Linked DNA regions of Homo sapiens: region 2 is linked to region 1. The links are chromatin loops, found by intact Hi-C in ENCODE. Cell type or tissue: heart right ventricle. All regions are shown on one strand. Links, peaks and the distances in the headings refer to the core of each region. The heading gives the core; the rest is flanking DNA. Region 1 overlaps CTNNA1 (catenin alpha 1). Region 2 overlaps SIL1 (SIL1 nucleotide exchange factor).

The links. A loop is a pair of places that touch in the nucleus more often than their neighbours do. Peaks named below come from ENCODE experiments on the same cell type or tissue, not always from the same donor. Only the 100,000 strongest peaks of a DNase experiment are listed, where the experiment ranks them.
Region 2: a loop joins it to region 1, with 8 times the contacts of the local background. A loop is called at or near these places in 3 of 110 quality-filtered maps.

What each region holds. Positions count from the first base shown.
Region 1 is chr5:138,924,764-138,935,903 of GRCh38, forward strand. It overlaps CTNNA1 (catenin alpha 1), which reads left to right. Exons shown (of 18, transcript NM_001903.5): 13 at 493-644; 14 at 4,483-4,593; 15 at 5,710-5,891; 16 at 6,067-6,172; 17 at 7,815-7,949; 18 at 9,039-10,271. The coding sequence ends at 9,326. Among named protein-coding and RNA genes, the nearest start is that of LRRTM2, 55 kb to the left of the region's middle. In heart right ventricle, for the core only: no CTCF peak of the experiment used is centred there; a DNase peak (open chromatin) is centred at 3,328; H3K27ac peaks cover 3,088 bases.
Region 2 is chr5:139,122,736-139,133,875 of GRCh38, forward strand. SIL1 (SIL1 nucleotide exchange factor) reads right to left here. Exons shown (of 10, transcript NM_022464.5): 2 at 5,004-5,118. The coding sequence starts at 5,108. Among named protein-coding and RNA genes, the nearest start is that of SIL1, 70 kb to the right of the region's middle. In heart right ventricle, for the core only: no CTCF peak of the experiment used is centred there; DNase peaks (open chromatin) are centred at 4,254 and 8,887; H3K4me3 peaks cover 791 bases; H3K27ac peaks cover 5,891 bases.

The sequences.
Region 1 (11,140 bases), core at 1-8,000:
AGGCCACCCCATTAGCCCAGCCCTGTGGTGAGGAAGGAGGAGTTGGGAACTCAGATTTGGTCTCATGGCACATCGGGCTCCTGAGAAGCTGGTCATAGCCAAATTCAGGCCTCACAAGCATATTTTCTTCATCTGTATCTCATGAGTAATCACGGGACTAATTCTAAACACACGATTTAAGATGAATTTCTGAGTTAAATCTCCTATTAGTGAGTAAAGACTAAATTAAGGTAGGTCCCATTCTTAAGCAAGGCTTCAAGTTAGTCTCACTTCAAGTTCTCAACCATCCAATCTCTGTTGCAGAGAAAAAGATGATTTGAGTCGTAAAATACTGCATTTAATTTATTTCAACTGTAAATACCCTTCACACAGGTAGAAGCAGAGGCTCATCATAAGCCTCACCTCTTTCTGTCTAGCTGAGTGATTCAGGGAGGGCCAGGGGAATGATGCTGCCTGCTGACCAGGGTATCTACTGTGCCTCTTTCTCCACAGTCATGCCACGTTTTACTGAGCAAGTAGAAGCAGCCGTGGAAGCCCTCAGCTCGGACCCTGCCCAGCCCATGGATGAGAATGAGTTTATCGATGCTTCCCGCCTGGTATATGATGGCATCCGGGACATCAGGAAAGCAGTGCTGATGATAAGGGTGAGTAACTGCATTTCAGACGTCTTAACAGCTTCTTTCTTATCATTTGCTAAACTTGAGCAATGCGTCATTCTAGAACTCGGCAGATGCGGTGGCAGTATATTAAAACCATGAATCTAAAAGCTGTTAGAATGAGATATATTTAATTACGTTGTCTAAAATGACTGTTAGTTGCAAGTTAGAGCCCAAACTTGGGCCAAGAAGGGGAGCTAGCCTGAGTTGACGATTTAATTTAGGATAAACAGTCTCTACAACATGAGGCTTCAGTTTGAGTTAGGCAGGAAATTATAGAAAATAATGGTTCTCAAGCTAGTATCAGAGAAGGAAGTATTTTCATAATGCGGATTCAAGTTATTGTTCACATGAAGTGCCCCTCTCTTCGGAGGGGCTGCAGGCAGACGGGATGATGGAACCCCAGGGTGTTGGGGGGAGGAGCGGCCCCAGGTGATGCTCCTAGGCTCATGGCCAAGTGCCGAGCCCCTTTCCCCATAGCCAGAGTGCCTGGAGGGCCTCTGTCGCAGGGGCAGAGGAGAAAGGGGCCTCTATGGCATCTGTGATTGAGCTCCCGGCATACCGTCCTGCTCTCTGACAACTATTCCTGTCTTCATTCAAGAATCATCCAGCCCCTGGGCCTCTCAGTTTCTTGATGTCTTGTCCTCCTCCACCTCAACCTCACGGCCATAGCTGTACCTCAGCTTTTGTCACTGCCTGCCATTGTCTTTGTCATCCCCAGCAGCCTAGATCTATTGTTCAGGTTGCGCCCTCGAGTCCTGCAACTCCCAGCGAGCCTTTGAGTCTACTGTGGGGTCTTCAGTCAGTTGGTCCTCCCCATGTGTCACTCAGCCCCTTGTGTCCTTGGTTCAGTCCTTTGTTAGCTTTGAGTCCATAGTTGAATATACTCACTCCTCTGCCCTGCTGTTTCCTCACACCTGCCTTGCAAGGTGCAGTCCTGGCAAGATCCTGCTCTCCTGAGCACAGTGCAGATGGCCACAGCCACGCTGATGGAGCCGCAGAAGCCGCGGCCATTTGTGCGCCCTTGCTGCCCTGCAACAGGCGTCCACCCACCCACCCACACCTGTGCCCCTGTCCTGTTTGGCCCACTTGCCGATTTCGTTGAGGATACTGAGGCAGTTAGTGCGTCCACCCCTCTGCATCCCATGTCTGTGTGCTCTACCTTCCTCCTAGCACCATGGGCATTGCTCTCGGTGCTTCTGGCCAAGGCCATCCCTTGCACGTCTTTGTACTAGGATCCCAGCTTCTTCACCCCCTGCCTCCTGTACCTTTCCCCAAGCCTATGATGATTTCTCCCATTTTTAGGGGGAAAAAAAAAGTCTCTTGACCCACACCCCTTCTCAGTCTCCTTGGCTGGTTTCTCCCCATCTCCTCAGCCTGTGAAACACGGGTGTGGCCTGCTGGGAAGTCCTTGACCTCTTCAGAGTCCTGTCTAGAGGCCGACTCTCCTAAGTTCCACACCTGTCTGCGCACCTTGCCTCCTCCCTCTCACTTGCTCCACCCAGGCAGCACATGTTAGTTGATAGTGACTCCGTCTTCCCTTGCTCGGGCCCAGACCTCGAATCTTTTATTTCCCTTTTGTCCCATACCTCACATCTGCTTTATCTGTGAATTCTTTTGGCTCTCCGTTCACAGTAGAGAACCTGAACATGTTCTCACCCTCGTCTAAGCCACCAGCACCTCTCACCCGGGTTCATGCAGGTGCCACTCAGCTGGTTCCCTGTTCCCATCCTGGGTGCCTACAGTCTCATGAGCCACAGGGCAGCCAGAGCGATTTCTGTAAGCTTCAATCAGATCATGTTATCCTCTGTGCCAGCGTCTCCACAGGCCGCCACGTCACTCATTCTTTATGCTGGCCTACGAGGCCTTCTGGGACTGGAACCTGTCACTTCTCCAACCTTATTTCCTGCTGATCTCCTCTTGTACTCATGGGGTTCCAGGCAAGCCGGTGACATGGGGGCAGTGAGCTAAGCCCCCCTTCTGTGGCCTCCTTGCTATTCACGCAGTTCCCTGGGCCAATGCCCCTTCCCCACGGCCTCTATGCTGCCACCCGCCCCCCCTTCCCCCTCCTTGAGAGCACCTTCTCGTGAGACTTTTCCAAACACCCATATAGAATTAAAATCTCCCTTTATTCATCACTGCTTTCTTCATAGCACTGGTCACTTTTGATGTGTCATATAATTCATTTGCTTACTTTGTTGTCATTTCTTCCATTAGAATATGCGAGAGGAATTTTTGTCTGTTTGTCACTTTGTATCTTTAGGGCCCAGAACAGTGCTTGGCAGAGAGATAATGAATGAATGAATGAATGAATGAATGAATGAATGAGAGTACTCGGTTTTCTTGGCAAGAACGGTTCTTGGGTCTGCGATGGGGTGCTGGGGAGGTAGAGATGATGTTAGGAGGTGGTCCTTTGAAAAGCCCCTTAACTGATTGATTGCATGCCAGTCCCGAAGGCATGTGTGACTGCAGCGTTAAAACTGTCAGTGCTGGCATTGTGTTTTGTGCCACCGAGTCCATCGGCCTCCAGGACCTCACACCGACATGCTGTCTGGTCCCCTGCGTGAGCGTCCACTGTTCTCACCTCATCAAGGGACAGGCCCAGCCTTTGCACAGCACGTTCTTGGTGGTTCCAGAATGTTTCTTGCATATCTTCTTGTTTGAACCTCACTGCAAGTCCTTGGGCTGGGCTTGGACTATGTCCTGGTACACAGACGAGAGACTCGCCTCACTGCCCTCCTGTCACAGGCCAGCCGGCTGGGCTGAGCGCCAACCCCAGCTGTTCTGCCTGCTGCCCCCTTACTGATAACTGCCAGAGGACAACATTATGTTTCAAGTCAGTAGCTAATCATGAGAGGCTGGTAGTTGGTACAAAATAAGAATTTTATTTCATAATTAAAGCAAAGAGCTAGGACCAGTAATCAGTCCCTTGGGTATTTACTCAGCCCTCACCTGCCATATTCTCCCCTCTTTTCTTTTGATGAAAGTCAAAAGAATACTTTAAAATACATTGCCTATTTTTACTCCTCCAAGCAGCCTTGGTACCCTAACAGAAGGCCCAGTTATTTAATTTTCTTTTTGTCATAAAGTAGGAAAGTTATACAAATCCGCTTAATACTATACAAAACACCTCTATTTTTAAGTCAGTACCTTTTCTACCCAGGACAGTTCTCATCTTTGTCTTAAAATGCCGGTGTTGGGGAAGTAAATTAGGAAGTAAAAACCTTATGTCACTGGGCACAAGTGGCTCACGCCTGTAATCTCAGCACTTTGGGAGGCCAGGGCAGGCAGATCACCTGAGGTCAGGAGTTCAAGACCAGCCTGACCAACATGGTGAAACCCCGTCTCTACTAAAAATACAAAAATTAGCCGGGCATGGTGGCATGTTGCCTCTAATCCCAGCCACTTGGGAGGCTGAGGCAGGTGAATCTCTTGAACCCGGGAGGCGGAGGTTGCATTGATTCCAAGATCACGCCACTGCACTCCAGCCTGGGTGACAGAGCGAGACTCTGTCTCAAAGGAAAAAAAAAAACAATCATGTCTTACAAAGAAATAGTGAATTGACTCAGTGATAGCAATTGAGCCCCACACACAGTGAAACCAGCCCAGGCCTGCTGTGGGCCAGGCAGCCCAGCGTGTGCACCAGTGAAGCAGAGGCTCGAGACAAATGCTGAGTGATTTTGACTTTATTCACCATACTGTTCAGAACACTGCACATTAAAATCCAGAATTCTGGGCCTCCGTGCACCTGGCCAAGAGGCTCAGGGTGGCTGGGGGCTGGTGGCCCAGAGATGTGTCTGACCTGTGATCTTTGTCTGGGTGGCAGACCCCTGAGGAGTTGGATGACTCTGACTTTGAGACAGAAGATTTTGATGTCAGAAGCAGGACGAGCGTCCAGACAGAAGACGATCAGCTGATAGCTGGCCAGAGTGCCCGGGTAAGGAAGCGCTCCGTGGGGCAGTTCAGCTTGTGCTGCCGACTTTCCCTGTCCCCTTTCTTGTTTCCAGGAAAACACCCTCAGTATTCAGAACACCGTTTCTCTCTCTCTGTCTCTCTGGCAGTAGACTGAAGTTAAACTAAGTTGTGGCACCTGCTAGTCAAATGTAGCCTCCTCAGCTAGAGGCAGACCAGGTCCTGGGCCTCCTCTGCAGTGCCCTGAGCTTTAGTTTATGATAGAGCCCTGGGTCAGGGAAGGGCTAAGATTTAGTCAATGCAGTGTTTGTTGAAAGGATCGTGAAATTTGAAAAAGATTGCTGCCTTTGTCCATCTCGATACTATGGGTATGAACTATTTAATTATTCATGGGTTTAAAAAATAACAGTGGTACATTCAAGAAAGCCAGTCAGAGCCATTGCATTCATTTGAGTCATTAAATCTTCAATCAATAGCATTTATGTTTTGGGGAGGATGCCAAGAAATATTTCTAAGGAGTCTTTGATTTCACTCCTTGGAAATCTGTCGTGAACAGCGAGCACATCCCTGCCTTATGTCCTGCTCAGTCATGAGCACTTAGGGAAGCTGAGAGGGAGGAGCTCCCCAGCCGTAGGTCTGTGGGCTGGAGGTGGGCAGCAGGCCTCCAGGTGTTGCTCAAGTATGGCCTGAGTGCCAGCGGTATCTCTCAGCCCTCTTTCTTCAGGTGTACATTCTAAAGCCACTTTCAGTTCATCTTGAATAGTTGGAAATGTCCATCAGGGCCCACCAGGGAAAGGGCTCCACACTTTCATCAACCCCTTCTCTCATTTCTTGTCTTATATTAATAAGAATTAAGCAGGTTCTGTCCCTGCACAGGTGTGATTCCAAAGCTTCCACATTAGCCTTCCACCCCTCGCTGTTTCCTTCCACACTAAAACTTGTGCTCAAAAGTGGGTCGGAAATTCAGGCTGCCATAAGTTTCTGCAAAAAATGAGAGAAATAGCCCTTCAGGCGAAATGAAACCTATTAAAGCATTATCCTACCTATGCCACAGATTGCCTGTTGGAAATATTCTTGGCTAATGCACTCTGAGAACTTCATATTCTTTTTATGTAAGAGCTCTTTGTGCTTCTGATCACAGGCGATCATGGCTCAGCTTCCCCAGGAGCAAAAAGCGAAGATTGCGGAACAGGTGGCCAGCTTCCAGGAAGAAAAGAGCAAGCTGGATGCTGAAGTGTCCAAATGGGACGACAGTGGCAATGACATCATTGTGCTGGCCAAGCAGATGTGCATGATTATGATGGAGATGACAGACTTTACCCGGTGAGCAGCACCCCGGCCCCACCAGGCTGCACAGGGGCTACTTTCTTCCCCACAGGTCACCTGCGCAGCGGCTCAGACAGCCCAGGCCATGGGGCTTTGTGGACAATCTTCTTTTTCTACTCCAACTGTGAGGGGCTTCACATACAATAATCCTTGTTCTCTTCCCTCTTCTCAGAGGTAAAGGACCACTCAAAAATACATCGGATGTCATCAGTGCTGCCAAGAAAATTGCTGAGGCAGGATCCAGGATGGACAAGCTTGGCCGCACCATTGCAGACCATGTAAGTGACAGACTTGCCAGGTGGGTCTCCAAGCTCCTCCTGGGGCTCAGGCAGCCCAGCCTGGTCCATTCAGGGTAAGTTTCATGGGCCACAGCACTTTTGCCACTCATCTCTAAAAATGGTTCTTATTAATCCCAGCATAGATTTGTAAGGATTCTCTAGAGCGGATGTGTATGTCCTGGAATCTTCCATCGCTTGGTAGCCAAAATTAACCTCTGCTATTGTCTCTTATGTCTCAGTTCCCTCTCTCCCCCTCTGGGCAGGGGCCGAGAGCAGCCAGAAGCCATGTGGCCAGTGCTGTGGAAGGCTGGTGTGCCTAGATGGGCCCAGGTTTCTTCATCCTCAGCACTGTGTTTCTCAGCCACCCCGTCTTCATCCCCCTATTCCCTCACACTGATAGGTACAAAAATACGGTTCCTACCGCCTGGAAATTGTACAATACATTTCATTTGGTGTTTTAAGCCTGATCAAGAGAAGCTCTTTCTCAGTTACAGTTTTTCTCTGTAGTTAACAAGCCTCCCCACCATTTTCCCTGAAATAGCCAAACTCTCAGCCTCATCTAGGCCACAGGATGTGTGAGACACAAGCCTCCTTACACAAGCCAAAGATTGTAAAGGCATCCTTGACTCCCACACAATCGGTAATAGGGCCTATTGCTTCCATTGGCCAAATGTATCTTGACACAAACCAGTCTTGTCCTTTCTGCAGATCTCCATAGCCACTTGGACTACTGTGGCCGCTCCCGATTTCCTGTTCTTTCCTCTCTCCACTTCCTTCTGCATCCAGCTGTCAATACTGTCATCTGAAAATGCAGATCACATGGCTCTGCCCTGCTTCCATGACTACTTAGAATACAGCTCATCTCCAGTATGGTCTGCGGGGTCTCAGTTCATACCACTCTCTGTGGTGTACTTTGCTCCAGCCTCACTGGAAGAAAATGTTTGCTTGCTATAAACACTTGAGAGGTGCTCTGTGTTTCTCCCTTTGGGTAAAGCTTTCTAGGCTGGTCCTAATCTGGGAGCCTCTAAAACTCTGAGATGTGGAGCGAGACAGGAACTGGGCAGGGGCCACCCTTTTCTCTTTGACCATCCCCAACTGCTTTTTTTCTTGCTTTACTTTACTCACTTGTCTTCCACCTCAGCCTGCAGTGAGTGGCTTTTGTCATCAGGCATTAATAACGCAAAGTGCCTCAGAGCAGAAGAGTTAACTATTTGTTTACTTAGCTAAAAACATCTGGACTTTTCTCCATAGCCAGGCTCCTGCTTGCTGAGCCGGCTTGTTCTCACCTCGAGGGGCATGGGCCTCCACCCTGCCGTTTGGGGTGAGGGGATCCTTGGCCAGGGTGGTTTCCCCGCCGTCATAGGAGGGAAGTCAGTGGGAGGCTCAGAAGGCCTTGGCTATACAACCAGTGCCATGCGGCGCAGTCAGGGTCCCATGGACGACTTCCATCAGCTCACCCGCCTCCATCCCCAAGCAGAGTGTAGGCAAGGGCTGTGACTGCCTCAGGTAATTGGGTGATTTTGCTCCAGCAAGAGGAGAGGAAGCATGTGAGTGCCACACTGAACCTTTCAGAAACAGCCGTGGGGTCGGGGGTGCTTGGGCCAGGCCAGGATACTTGGTGTTAAGCCTGCTCTCTCTTCAGTGCCCCGACTCGGCTTGCAAGCAGGACCTGCTGGCCTACCTGCAACGCATCGCCCTCTACTGCCACCAGCTGAACATCTGCAGCAAGGTCAAGGCCGAGGTGCAGAATCTCGGCGGGGAGCTTGTTGTCTCTGGGGTAAGCATTAGCTGAACAAAAAGAGGGCCAGTGGGAACGTGCTGACCCTTGTCAGAAATGAAAGTCACCTCCTATCCGCATAAACACCTGCCCTGGGAAAGTGTGCTGTGCAGAAACTCCAAGTCCTGTCCCAGTCTCTGGAGACCAAGGTCTGTCCATCATCTGTTCCCTGTAGAACTGTGACACCTGCGGGGCACTGCAAGGGCTGAAAGGCTGGCCTCCTCCCCTTTGCTGGCCACTCACTGGGTAGGAATTTTTAAAAATCTTCCTTGGGACCGGGCGTGGTGGCAGGTACCTGTAAGTCCCAGCTACTTGGGAGGCTGAGACACAATAATTACTTGAGCCTGGGAGATGGAGGTTGCAGTGAGCCGAGATGGCACCACTGCACTCCCGTCTGGGCAACAGAACAAGACTGTCTCAAAACAAAACGAAACAACAAAACAAAACAAAACTTCCTTTTCTTCCCCCAGAGAGGAATTAAGAGTAGACATAGATAGGGTGTTTTCTCAAAAGCCCTTCACTCCTCAGAGTGCTTGGGTAGCGTCTCTTTCTTTTTACCACATCACAGTTCTGAGGCCTTTCTCACCTAGGGCAGGGGAAAGAAGAGGTTTGCTGAGTGGATTGGGGTCCACCGAGCCTCCATGGCTTCTCTTAATCCCACTGAATTTCCTTTAAAAGAAACACTTCTTATATTGAACATATTGAGACCATTTGCTCATCTGCTTTGCCATAAACATCCCTGTCTCGATTCCTGCTTCTCCTCCCCCACGTGCTTACAGCTCTGGGATCACTTACAGTGACTTCCAGTTGGTTTGAGTGAATAAACACTTGCTGAGGGGTGGGGGTGAGCAAGGCGAGGTTGCCTCATGTCTTCTCCAAAGGGTCTGAGGGCAGGCGCTTCCAGGCTATTTAGATAAGAGCAGCCGTTGAGGGTGTTCTTCAGGAACAGGCTGCTGCCCAATCCTCTGCGACCTGCCCAGGCCCTGGTCTTGCAGAGGAGTAGGGGGCTCCCCTTCAAGCACAGCCCACCTGTGTCCACGAGGCTGGAGGTCAGGCCGGTGCTTCTTACCACCCCTGTCTGCCTCGTAGGTGGACAGCGCCATGTCCCTGATCCAGGCAGCCAAGAACTTGATGAATGCTGTGGTGCAGACAGTGAAGGCATCCTACGTCGCCTCTACCAAATACCAAAAGTCACAGGGTATGGCTTCCCTCAACCTTCCTGCTGTGTCATGGAAGATGAAGGCACCAGAGAAAAAGCCATTGGTGAAGAGAGAGAAACAGGATGAGACACAGACCAAGATTAAACGGGCATCTCAGAAGAAGCACGTGAACCCGGTGCAGGCCCTCAGCGAGTTCAAAGCTATGGACAGCATCTAAGTCTGCCCAGGCCGGCCGCCCCCACCCCTCGGGGCTCCTGAATATCAGTCACTGTTCGTCACTCAAATGAATTTGCTAAATACAACACTGATACTAGATTCCACAGGGAAATGGGCAGACTGAACCAGTCCAGGTGGTGAATTTTCCAAGAACATAGTTTAAGTTGATTAAAAATGCTTTTAGAATGCAGGAGCCTACTTCTAGCTGTATTTTTTGTATGCTTAAATAAAAATAAAAATTCATAACCAAAGAGAATCCCACATTAGCTTGTTAGTAATGCTCTGACCAAGCCGAGATGCCCATTCTCTTAGTGATGGCGGCGTTAGGGTTTGAGAGAAGGGAATTTGGCTCAACTTCAGTTGAGAGGGTGCAGTCCAGACAGCTTGACTGCTTTTAAATGACCAAAGATGACCTGTGGTAAGCAACCTGGGCATCTTAGGAAGCAGTCCCTGGAGAAGGCATGTTCCCAGAAAGGTCTCTGGAGGGACAAACTCACTCAGTAAAACATAATGTATCATGAAGAAAACTGATTCTCTATGACATGAAATGAAAATTTTAATGCATTGTTATAATTACTAATGTACGCTGCTGCAGGACATTAATAAAGTTGCTTTTTTAGGCTACAGTGTCTCGATGCCATAATCAGAACACACTTTTTTTCCTCTTTCTCCCAGCTTCAAATGCAAATTCATCATTGGGCTCACTTCTAATAACTGCAGTGTTTCCCGCCTTGGGCTTGCAGCAGAAAAACCTGACAACATAGTGTTTGCTAAGGCAGTAATTTAGACTTTACCTTATTTGTGATTACTGTAGTGATTGATTGATTGATTACTATTAACTACAAGGTATAATTTACTATCACCTTATTTAAATTTTATGAATTAATTTGAATGTTTTTTACACTAACTAACTTTTCCCAATAAAGTCCACTATGAAACCACGACATCCAAGAGCCCAAAGTCGTCTTCTCTGCCTTCAAGTCATAGATTTGCCCGCAGTATCTGTGGTGCTCTGGGCCCTCCCGGTGTCCGTCTCTTCCAGGATGGGGATGCCCGGGAGGGAAACTGTCTGTGGCTCTAGGCTGCACGGCTCGTGCCAACCCATCAGGGAGGGCCATGCCCGTTGTCCTATTGAGTGCCCCACCCTGCACCCCCACCTTGGGAATTCACATGTCCATTCCTTGAGGTTCATGTCAACCTCGGAGGCATCCCTGTCTTCATTATAGCTGACCCCTCTCCTGCGTCCTTCTGTCAGCATATCCCTTCTGCATCCTTCCCGTCACACATACATACCAAGCTATGATGATTGATTGATAGTGGCCTTCGAGATGAAAACCATCCTTAACCCCATGATCCTTCCCAGCTGGCATCCCCACCCTAAGCAAGGTTCCCTAAAGAGAAGCTTGTTGACATTTTCTCCCCTTCCTCACTTACAGTCAGCTGTCACCTTGCTCCCTCCACCTCCCCTCGTCAAGGTGACTGCCTTCCACTGCCAGCCACACTGGCAATTGTCTTGAGACCTCACTGTGCAAGCGGCCTGGGGGCGTGGCGGGGAGGAGGAGGAGGACAAGGACTCCTGAACGCTGCTCACTCGGCTTCCAGGACACCCCGCTCAGGTTCTGCCTGCCTTACTGGGGGCTCCTTCTCCTTTCCTGGGGCTGAGAGGTTGTGTCTGTGCCCACTCTCCTGAGCTCAGCCAGAATCTCGCATGTAAAGACATCCAAATGCCGACTTCTTCTCCCCAGAGCCTGGCTTTTATAACTGACTGCCGCCTCACGCTCCATTCGGATGTCTAATGAATCTCTCAGACTTGAC
Region 2 (11,140 bases), core at 1,151-9,150, 200 kb after region 1:
CATTTTAACAAGAAATAAAGGCATGAAATTTAGATGGCAGAATTTCAGGCCTTACTAAGGACCAATAAGGAAAATATCTTGGCAAGAAGAAGCTCTCAAATCTAACCACACCTGGGAGATGTAATATGCATAGTTATGAGAGGCACTGACTCCAGCATAGTGCTTAAGATGCTGGAATAACTCAAATCCCAGTTTCTTGTGTCTCGGGAAAGTTATTTAACCTCCTAAGCTTCAGTTTCCACATTTTCAACATGAAAATAATAACAACATCTAGCTCATAGTTAGATGAGGTACTACATTGTAAACCACTGGCTTTGGGTACATGGTGGCTGCTACTATTACTTATGAAGGCAGTCATAGATTCCAGGCTGTGTTGTGACATCCAGGAGTGACTATACAATATGGCATCATTCAAGCAGGTCACCTGCGCAGCCTGGTGCCTCAAACCCCTCCTATCCCTTCAACTTAAAGTTTGCACAAATCTGAGCTCAAAAGAAAACTAGGAATAGAAGAATAGGTGTGCTTATGAGACTACAGAGAAGACTGACTGGCAGGAGGCATCCTCCATTCTGAGGACATGGACATCAAGAACTTCCAACAGCTGAGTTTCCAGAGGGCAGGCACCATGTCAGTCTCCTTCATCACCCCCATGCCTAGCACAGGGCTTAGTTTGAAGCTGCTGAAAAAACAGATGAATGAATGCCCCTTCCCATAGGCAGGTGTGTCTTCTGGGTGCCTTAGACTGAGGAAAGCCCAAAGCACCTGAGTCTGCTCCAGGTACTTGCCTCACATTCCAGAACAAAGACCACCCTGTCTGCTAAGTACCCAGAGCCTACATACACTAGGATCAGCCCTGGTCAGAAGCATTAGACTGCAGGACCAGGAGAAAGTTAATAAAATTTACCTTGGAGGTGTGTCAATGAAATGCCCCAGGGGCCAGGCAGGGATGCAGGGAAATCAGTGGACCAGGTGTAAACAATAGGGAGTGGTGGGACTGCAGAAACTGGAGCCCTCTTGCCTTGACTAAGGGAAGCAGCTGCTACTCCGCTGGTCTACCACTGTCACGCAGGCATTCAACTTGAAAACAGAAATCCAGATTTTTATGTGAAATGTTCTTATTTTTAGAACACTAAGAAGGCCAAACTAAAATATCTAAGCATCAATTTGCAACCTTCTTTTTTTCTTTTAATTTTTAGTAGAGACAAGGTCTCCCTGTGTTTCCCAGGCTGGTCTTGAACTCCTGGACTTAAGCAATCCTCCCTCCTCTGCCTCCCAAAGTGCTGGGATTACAGGCATGAGCCACCACACCCAGCCTCAATCCTTGTTTCAGTTTACCTATTAGCCGGGTAATTTCTGGCAGGCTGTAAGCAAGCAGCAAAATTCTCATCAAGAGAAGCAGAAAGGGGTAAGGGAGATGGTGATAAGAAGGTAGCACAGGAAATCCTCCAAAATCCAGGTAGGCTGATGTTCATTTTAACTACTAAGGGTTCGGAAAGCCTCTTTTTCTAGATTTCATTAACAAGATTAATAGAGTGGATTCAAGAAGGAGGGTTAGAACGAGACTGATGAACCACCGAGCTACATGCTTCAAGTCCTAAGGAGGCCAGACTCTTTTGCAACAATCCTGTCACTGTTCAAAATGTTTTTTGCACCTCCTTTTGGTATCATCTTTGAATCAGATTTTAAGACACAAACACAAAACCTGTACATTTAAAAGTATATTTTAAAGTACACCTCAGTTTTTAGTGGAGATTGACACAAAATTGGTTCTCCCCTATCTATGCTTACCCTGTTTACGAGCCCTGGCTATAAAAGTCTTTAGATGCTTTGCCCAAAACACACCTAGCTATCCTCAAAGGCCAAGGGCTCAGAAGCCTTGAGAGAGGTTCAATGATATGAACAAACCACAGGCTGGACAGTGAGTTCAAAAGCAGAGTTCCAGAAAAGGTTTTGAGAAAAAGCAGCATCAAGAGGATGAGGTTGTAATGATAACAGCAGCTACCATTTATTAAGCCCTGATCATATGTCAGGCACTGGGGCAAGGTGCCTTCCATTCCTCAATTCATCCAAGTGTCATCTGTGAAGCACATCATATTAGTCCCATAGGAGGACAGATATGGGGCTTTTCAAAATCACACTGCTCAGAAAAGCAGAGCAGAGATTGAAGTCCAGACCTGCCTGGCTCCAAAGCCCATACACAAGTTTTGACTCACTGCTATGATTCTTTCTTGGTCAGATGTCCTAATAAGTTGTGCCCTGAGAGCTGAGGGAATGACGCGGGATACTGAGATCACCTTAGCATATCTACCAGCACATGCCCTTCCTCGGCAAAGACTTCCATGGGCCAGGTAAGAAACCATAGTCCCAGTAAAAGAACAAGCACAACTAGCCTCACTCTGCCTAGGCAGTGTCCTGAACAGGAGAGAGAGAGAGGCAGGCCAGCCCTTGGTCAGCTGTGAAGTAAACCCCGTGCTCTGGTGCCTTCCCAGCTGGCTTCTCAGGGCTGCCTTCCACGCTGGATCATCAGTGCTCTCTTCTCCCTATCACCATCATTCCAAATACCAATTTCCTCTCAAGTGACTGGCAAGAAATCCTAGCTAAGGTGTTAGCTGACAACAGCTTACCATGTCACACTTCCTTGCGCTTGTATCCGAATAAGAGATTCTTAAAAACCAAAGCCTTCAAGATCCAAGAGAATAAATGAATCTCTAATGGTGGGTTGACAGACACTGTAACAGAGACAGACTGCCAGGGCAACGTTTTGGGACAGAAGCCTGCTTGACACAGCCCAAATTAAACCATAGAAGCAGCATCCCCATACTAAAAAACAACAGCTGACATTCATTAACCATTTATTGGCCATATTGTGCCAGTTTCAATGCCAGGTGCTTTATATATAATCATATTTAATCTACACTAAAACCTTAAGAGGGAGGTACCAACCCTGTTTTACAGATTAGGAAACAAAGCTCAGAAAGGGTCAAATTGCCAAAGTGGGAGGCAAAAGGGATCTTACGAAGGGCCTGTGCGCCTTCCACAAGGCTCCACTACTGTACCCGCCTCATTGTTTACCACCTTTTTCAAGGCCAGTAACACACAACCACAGCCCTTCAGCATCTACACGCCTCCTGAGATGTGGCATCCCGGGGAAGTACCACAGCAGGAGCCAGGAAGGAAAGCTGGCTCCAGATCATACTGTGATACACACAGCCGGCCTTTCCTGGGTGGGCATTAACCTGCCCCAATGCCTTTGGGGAGGACAATTCTAGGTCATCAGGAGCACTTACCTGGACTCCAGGCTCTGAAGAAAGGATCATAACCACCTCCACCCCATTTTCACTGTTGTGAAGGTGGCTGGCTGCATAATTTAGATTTTAAATGACATCAGGGCAGCAATTTTTATGGTATGAGAGAAAAGATGCTTCAACTCCTACTTGTGCTTAGCACATGATGAAAGATTATGACAAATGGATACAGCTTAGGAACAGACATAAGGATAAAAGCAGCTTCTGTTGATGAAAGTCAGTATTAACATTTTTCTGAGACTAGACTCAATAGAGCTAATATAAATGGGCCAGAATAATTATGCTCTGAAAGCTCATCTATTTGGTTGGACTATTATCCAAAAGGGACTTCCTAACTCGGTCCTTAAGTAAATTCATCAGCATGCCTTTGTTAATTGTGCATCTGCTAAAGCTCACGATGGGGAGCATGGCATCCTCATGAGGTACAAGTTGGGGAGGGGACACAGCCCTGGGCCCTGAAGGTTCTTTTCTGGGCCATTCCACCGCCAACCCATGCCAGAGACAGCCCCAACCTCACGCTGTAGCCAGTCCCATTCTCAGGGGCCCCTGGGATCCCATTCTTACTGTCCTTGAAGAAGAGGCAAATAAACAGCACCAACAGGATCTCAGAGGGCATTAAAAACTCAAAAGGACTCGTGACTCCTAACTGTATGTTTTCCCCTGCTCCACGAAGTGGGGGGAAAGGCAGAGAGGAAACAAATGATTTCAGAGAGAAGGTGGAAGCTTGCCATGAGCCAGAGGTGAACCACAGCTAAGCTGGATTGTTATTAAATTCATCACAATTGTCATTTGCACTTCAAGGACCTCCCGCTCCAGAGCTTCCAGCGCTTTATCCAACATTTAGTGGGAGCCCTGGGGGTTGGGGAAGGTGGCCAGGGGAGGGTGAAACTGTCAAATAACTGACAGTGGGAGCTTATCAAGGGAGAGGAGAGGGAGGGCATTAGGAGCTGGTCAAGGGCAGGCTGTTGCTGGGACAAGCCAAGTAAACAGGGCCAGGAACCGTAGTGTGCTGCAGCCAGGCCAAGCTCAGGGCCTTTCTGGGCATTCTCCTCCTGCCAGTGGCAATGGCAGAAGCCCTGAGCAGTAAGCTCTAGGTTAATGAAGTGTGGCCCAGAAAGAACAGGGAGCTACAGACAAAAGGAAGGAGGATACAGAGATGGAGATGAACTGAGAAAGTACAAGGGAGAGAGGAGTAGAGGAAGAAAAAGAGTCTTACTTGGAACTGATGCCCACCACACAGGCACTCAGCTTTTGGGAAGAATCCTGACATTCACAGCTCTCACAAACTGGCTGTGTGATTTTGGCCAAGTTACTTAATGTCTCTGAGTCTTAGTCTTCTCCTCAAAAGGAGAATAAAAACTGTAGCTGCCTACTTCATAGTGTTGTTGGGAGGATTAAATGAGAATACATATAAAGCACTCACTACAAGGTTTGGTAAATGGAAGATTATAATTATGAATTTATCATCATCATCATATTTTCCCCAAAGGGAAACTGTGTCATAAGCTTTAAACAGAGGCCAGAAGACACAGGGATGGGGAGGAAGAAGTCTACCTACTCCATGATCCACTGCCAGCCACACTCACATAAGAAAGAAACATAGAAGCCCACACCCTACTCCCACAACAGCCCTGGTGACAGGGAGGCCTTCTCAAGACCTCATCAAGGGTCCCTCCCATTTACAATAAAGATATTTACCAGGTTCTGATGACTGAGGCAGAAGGTGAAGCAGGCGGCCATCAGCAGCCCAAGCAGCATGCCCAGAGGAGCCATCCTAGATGAAGGCAGGCTCTGGGGAGCCATAGTCAGGGACCTGCAGGTGCAAGCATAGACAACAGAAGGTCAATGAAAAGCTAATGCTTGGTTCCCCCGCACTGTGATTCCCATGTCGTCACTTGCTCACATGTCAGACATTTCCTGCATAGAGGTATAACGAGTCTTCTACCACTTCTAGATAATTCTGAAGCCTCCATCTACCATGGTGGGTCCAGCCATCCAACAAGAGATATGCCCTGGGTAGAACCATACAGTCGATCAGGACTCCTGCATAAGCTATTACAGCCCTAGTCCCTTCCTTCTTCATTAGAACTTGTTATCAGGTTGTGGCGGGTGGTCTTGACTATAAGGAGAGAGGGAAACTAACCAACTGATCTGCATGTGAACAAACATGGGCACAAATCCACATAAGCCTTTATAACCACCCACTTCTAAAACACACCCATTATCCTACCTGAAGACAGATGGCATCAATATCCTCTAAGACAGCAAAGTTCGATATTCCCAAGTCACAAAACCTCTCACATCAGCTTTCAAACAGTCAAACAAATAAAAGTACAAGCCCCAGTAGCTATTAAAAGGACAGGCAAAGGTGGGAGGATCACTTGAGGCCAGAAGTTCACGACCAGCCTGAACAACACAGTGAGACCCTGTCTCCACAAAAAATTAAAAAAACAAAAAAATTAGCTAGGCATGGTGGTGTGAGCCTGTAGTCCCAACTATGTGGAAGGCTGAGGCAGGAAGACCACTTAAGCCCCAGAGGATGAGGCTGTAGTGATCCATGACTGCACTACTACAGTCCAGCCTGGGTGACAGAATGAGACCCCATCCCTCCAAAAAAAAAAAAAAAATTAAAAGAATATAAGGATGGAAGGACATCCCATGTTCATGAATTAGAGACTTCATACTGTTAACAACAGTACTACCCAAAGCAACATACAGATTCAGAGCAATCTCTGTTAAAATCCCAATGGAGAAACTCATCCCTAAAACTCATATGACATTTCGGGGGACCCAGAATAGCCAAAACAATCTTAAAAATGAAGAAAGGGTCGGGTCTGGTGGCTCACACCTATAGTTCCAGCACTTTGCAAGGCCAATGGGTGGAGTGCCTGAGCTCAGGAGTTCAAGACCAGCCTGGTCAACATGGCACAACCCCATCTCTACCAAAAATACAAAAATTTGCTGGGTGTGGTGGCACATGCCTGTAGTCCCAGCTACCTAGGAGGCTGAGGTGGGAGGATCGCGTAAGCCTGGGAGGCAAAGGTTGCGGTGAGCTGAGATCGCACCACTGCACTACAACCTGGGCAACAGAGTGAGTACCCATCTAAGAAAGTAAAAGAAGAAAGTTAGAGGACTCACTCTTCCTGATTTCAAAACTTACTACAAAGCTACAGTAATCAAAGGGTGATACTGGCATAAGGATGGACAGACAGACCAATGGAATAAAATTGAGAGTCCAGAAATAATCTCATATATGGCCAATTTTTGACAATGGTACCAAGACCATTCAATGAGAAAGGACAGTCTCTTTAACAAATGGTACTGGGACAACTGGATATCCACAAGTGTAAGAGTGAAGTTGGGGCCAGGTGTGGTGGCTCACGCCTGTAATCCCAGCCAAGGCGGGCAGATCACAAGGTCAGGAGATCAAGATCATCCTGGCTAACACAGTGAAACCCCATCTCTACTAAAAACACAAAAAATTAGCTGAGCATGGTGGCGGGTGCCTGTAGTCCCAGCTACTCAGGAGACTGAAGCCGGAGTATGGCGTGCACCCAGGAGGCAGAGCTTGCAGTGAGCCGAGATCACGCCACTGCATTCCAGCCTGGGCAACAGAGCGAGACTCCGTCTCAAAAATAATAATAAGAGTACAGTTGGACCCTTACCTTATATCATTTATAAAAACTAACTAGAAATGAATCAAAGACCTACATTTAAGAGCTAAAAGCATAAAACTTAGAAGGAAACATAGATGTAATCTTAACGACCTTGGATTTAGCACTGGTTTCTTAAATATGACACCAAAAGCATAGGCAACAAAAGAAAAATAGATATATTGGACTTCATCAAAATTAAAAAGCTTTTGGGTCTCAAAGGATATTATCAAATAGTGAAAAGACAGAATGGGAGAAAATATTTGTAAATCACATCTCTGTTATGGGTATATTGTCCAGAATGTGTTGAGAATTCCTAAATCTCAACAATAAAAAGACAAGTATCCCAATTTAAAAATGGGCAAAGGCAGGAGTTCAAGAACAGCCTGAGCAACATGGCTAGACCTCTTCTCTAAAAAAACAAATTAAAAATTTTTTAAATTAGCCAGGTGTGGTGGTGTGCACCTACAGTCCCAGCTACTTAGGAGGCTCGGGTGAGAAGATCTCTTGAGCCCAGGAGTTTGAGACCTCAGTGAGCTATGATAATGCCACTGTGCTCCGGCCTGGGCAACAGAGTGAGATTCTGCCACTAAAAAAAATAAAAAAAATTAAAATGGGCAAAGGACTTGAATAAACATTTCTCCAAAGAAGATATACAAATGGCCAATAGGGACACGAAAAGGTTCTCAACATCATTAACCATGAGGGAAATGCAAATCAAAACCACAATGATACACCACTTCACACCCACAATGATGGCTGTAATTTTTTTTTTAAGTAAAATAACAAGTGTTGGTGAAGATGTGGATTAACTGGAACCCTCGTACATTGCTGGTGTAGATATAAAACAGTGCAGCCACTTGGGAATAGCTTGGTGGCTCCTCAGAAAGCTAAATATAGAATTAACATATGTCCCGGCAATTCCACTCCTAGGCATATCCCCCAAAGAATTGAAAACAGGGACTCAAACAGATATATGTACATCAATGTTCATTGCAGCATTATTCACGATACCCAAAAGGTGGAAACAATCCAAGTGCCATCAAAAGATGGATTTTCAAAATGTGGTATATACATACAATGGAATATTATTCAGCCATAAAAGGAATGAAATTCTGATACATGCTGCAACATGGAAGCTTGAAAACATTATCCCAAGTGAAATAAGTCAGACACAAAAGCTCAGATATTGTATGATTCTAATTATATGAAATATTTAGAACAGACAAATTCATTTAGATAGAAAGTAGAAAAGCAGTTACCGGGTTAAGGAAAAGGGGAAATGGAGAGTTACTCCTTAATAGGTAAAGAGTTTCTATTTGGAATAGTGAAAATATTCTAGTAAACTAGGATAGACGTCAAGAAAACTTAATCCAAATTAGCAAATGATCTAGGAAAGAAAAACAAAATAAAACAAGCAAAACAAACAAGAAAACCTTATGAAAATTCAGGATGTGTCAGTATTAGCCCAGACCCTTATAAGAGGTTTTAATATTTATCCCTCAGCCCCAGTATACCTCATTAGGCAGTTTACTCAATTGAGGCTTAAGTGAGTTAATTACAGGGCAGCACCTCTGAAGAATGCGGTGTTTACTTTTTCTCTATCCCACTCCTGCCACATTCCTCCCTGCTTCACCTTAACAAATTGGACCTGTGGCATGATTGCAGTGGGACCCAAAGCGTGCCTGAACCCACTCTCAGAAGTCATTACCCCTCTGCCCTGCCCACATCTTCTCAGGGGTCGGAAGAAACTTTCCCTAAGGACATCTGCAGCCATGAAGGAAAACAGCCCTGCTGGACCGCCACTGTGCAAAAAAGCACAGCCAAATGGAAAAGCAAAGGCTCGGGTACTAAAAATAGCTGCTACACTCACCCAGCAGCAAAAGCCTTAGCTTTCTGCCAGCTCCCCCCCTCTTTTTTTGCCGACAAAATGGAACGGCTGAGTGCCACGAGAGCTTCCCCCAGCAACCTGGCTCCCTGGGGCACCAATCACACTGAAAGACAGGGATTGAGTTCACAGCACCACACCAGGCTCTGGATAGGTGACTGGCCATCCCTGGGTGTGAGCAGGAGAGGGGCCAGGCTGGGTGAGGATGAACAAGGGCAAGGCGTCACCACAACAGGAGGGAGAAGGCTAGGGAGGCCTAGGGAGATGGTTCCTGAGAGGGCACAACCCTAGAGCTGCCTATACTGCTCTATACTTCTGTTAACGCTGCAGCCTTGGCTGTGGGGAGAAAAAGAATAAAGAATAGAAGTGGGGGACTCACAGCATTATCAGGACAACATACAACAAAACAAAGATTAACCCAAAGCCACAGATATCCCTCCCCTTCCATGAGATACTCATGTGTATACACACACACACACAGACACACACATACAGACACACAGTTATGAGCTTCCTTCTTACAGCTAGGGATCAACAACGAAACTGGTGCTGGGGAAAAAGAAGAGGAGGAAGAGCTAAATGAGAAGGAAATAGTCAAGGGCAAAGAAGACAAATGAGCAGAAGGGGGAGGCCCAGAAGGGACTGAGGAAGAAGAGGTCAGGGGCAGCTGATGCACACACAGCAGCTTCCCCCACTCCTTGGAGTGGGAAGAGGAGTGGAGGGTGAGAGAAATGGTAGCTCCCACAGGGCTCCCAGCCATCTCTGTCTCCTGCACACACGCTAACACTGTCAGAAACATTTTCTGCCAATACTAAGGATGAGAGGTGGATTCACAAGTGGATCCTTCATCTTCCCTCAATAATTCCACATGGACTGCACAGCTGACCCAGTTATTGCCTCTATATATTTTTCCACAAAACAGGGAGAGAGAATGAGAGAGAGAAAGAGAGGACAAGAACATGGAGCTGAGGTGGGCAGTGGGAGAGGGATGGGGAGATTGAGAGGACTGAGGAGAGACCTAGGTGAGGCTGGGAGAAAGGTGTGAGATAGTTTCTCAGGCTTCACAGGGGCATCCAGAGAGCAAGAGCAAGTACAAACTACAGCATGCAGGCACGGAAAACAGTGTTCTCCGTCCTTTTAAGGCCTGGCCTGCAGCCACGTCACCTGGTCTTGGTCCTTACTCAAGAAGTGGCAGGCATAGTTTGCCCTGGGCTTTATGCTAAAGCTGAGGGAGAAGGGAAAGGGGGAAAGGGAAGTGGCACACAGCTATGCTTTGCCAGGATGGCCCACCATCACAAGCAGGGACAGAGGCAGCAGCAGTGGCAAAAGCCAGCTGCGGTCCCTGGCATAAGTAAAGCCAAAGTCATGGCATCCCATTGAGGCACAGTTTGGCACACCTGGCCTGATGATAGTGCCATTCCCAAACCACTTGCCACCCATAAACTCTGGGTTCACCTGATCAATGGCCCCTGCATACCCTGCAAAAAAAAAAAAATCCTTCTCATCATCCTTGGCTTTCAATGGAGGACAGACCTACATCTTTACATTTATGGCCCTCTTCTGACATAAAATACCATCACTCTGTCCAGGAAAGGGGAAACTATTTCAGTGTCTCACCGGTAACTCTTTCCTTAAGTATCCTTGGGCTTTGGGACAGAAGAGACAATAAGGTACTTGAGATGCCCATTTTTCTATCAAAAGTGTCCATTTGTAGGCTGTACCTCTGCTTAAATAGAGGTTGGATGCACTCACCAATCTGTATTGCCAGCTTACTGCAGCCCAGAGCAGATGTTTGGGGAGCAGGTGGGAGGAGGCCACTCGGCCCCCACCTCTCTCAGTGCCTCATGTCTTCCACACAATTCAGACAAGACTGGGGGTGGGGATTGGGCCCTGTGTAAACAAGACGTCTCTTCTTAATGTCTTTTCTCCAGAATGGAAAACAAAAGAATGGGATGAGGATGGCAAGAAGCCAATAAAGGGAGAGGGAGCAGTATTGCTGGGTCTCTGGCAGCTTCTGACACACCTGGCAGGACCCATGGGCAGTAGCTGAGTTTCAGGACCAGAGCACAGAAAGAACTGGAAAAGGTTCTAAGTGTCCTGGACAAGCAAAGCCAACTCAGTAGCCTGCCATGGAGCCCTTGGAATTCCATCTTATAAAATGCTCATGTTATTAACCTACACTGTATGTTCATGTATTTGTTTTCCTGAATCTCCTGGGAAAAGTGAAAGGGCAAGAATTCCTACTTCCATTTTATAAGGAAGAAACTGAAGCAAAGAGACAAAAGAAACAAAAA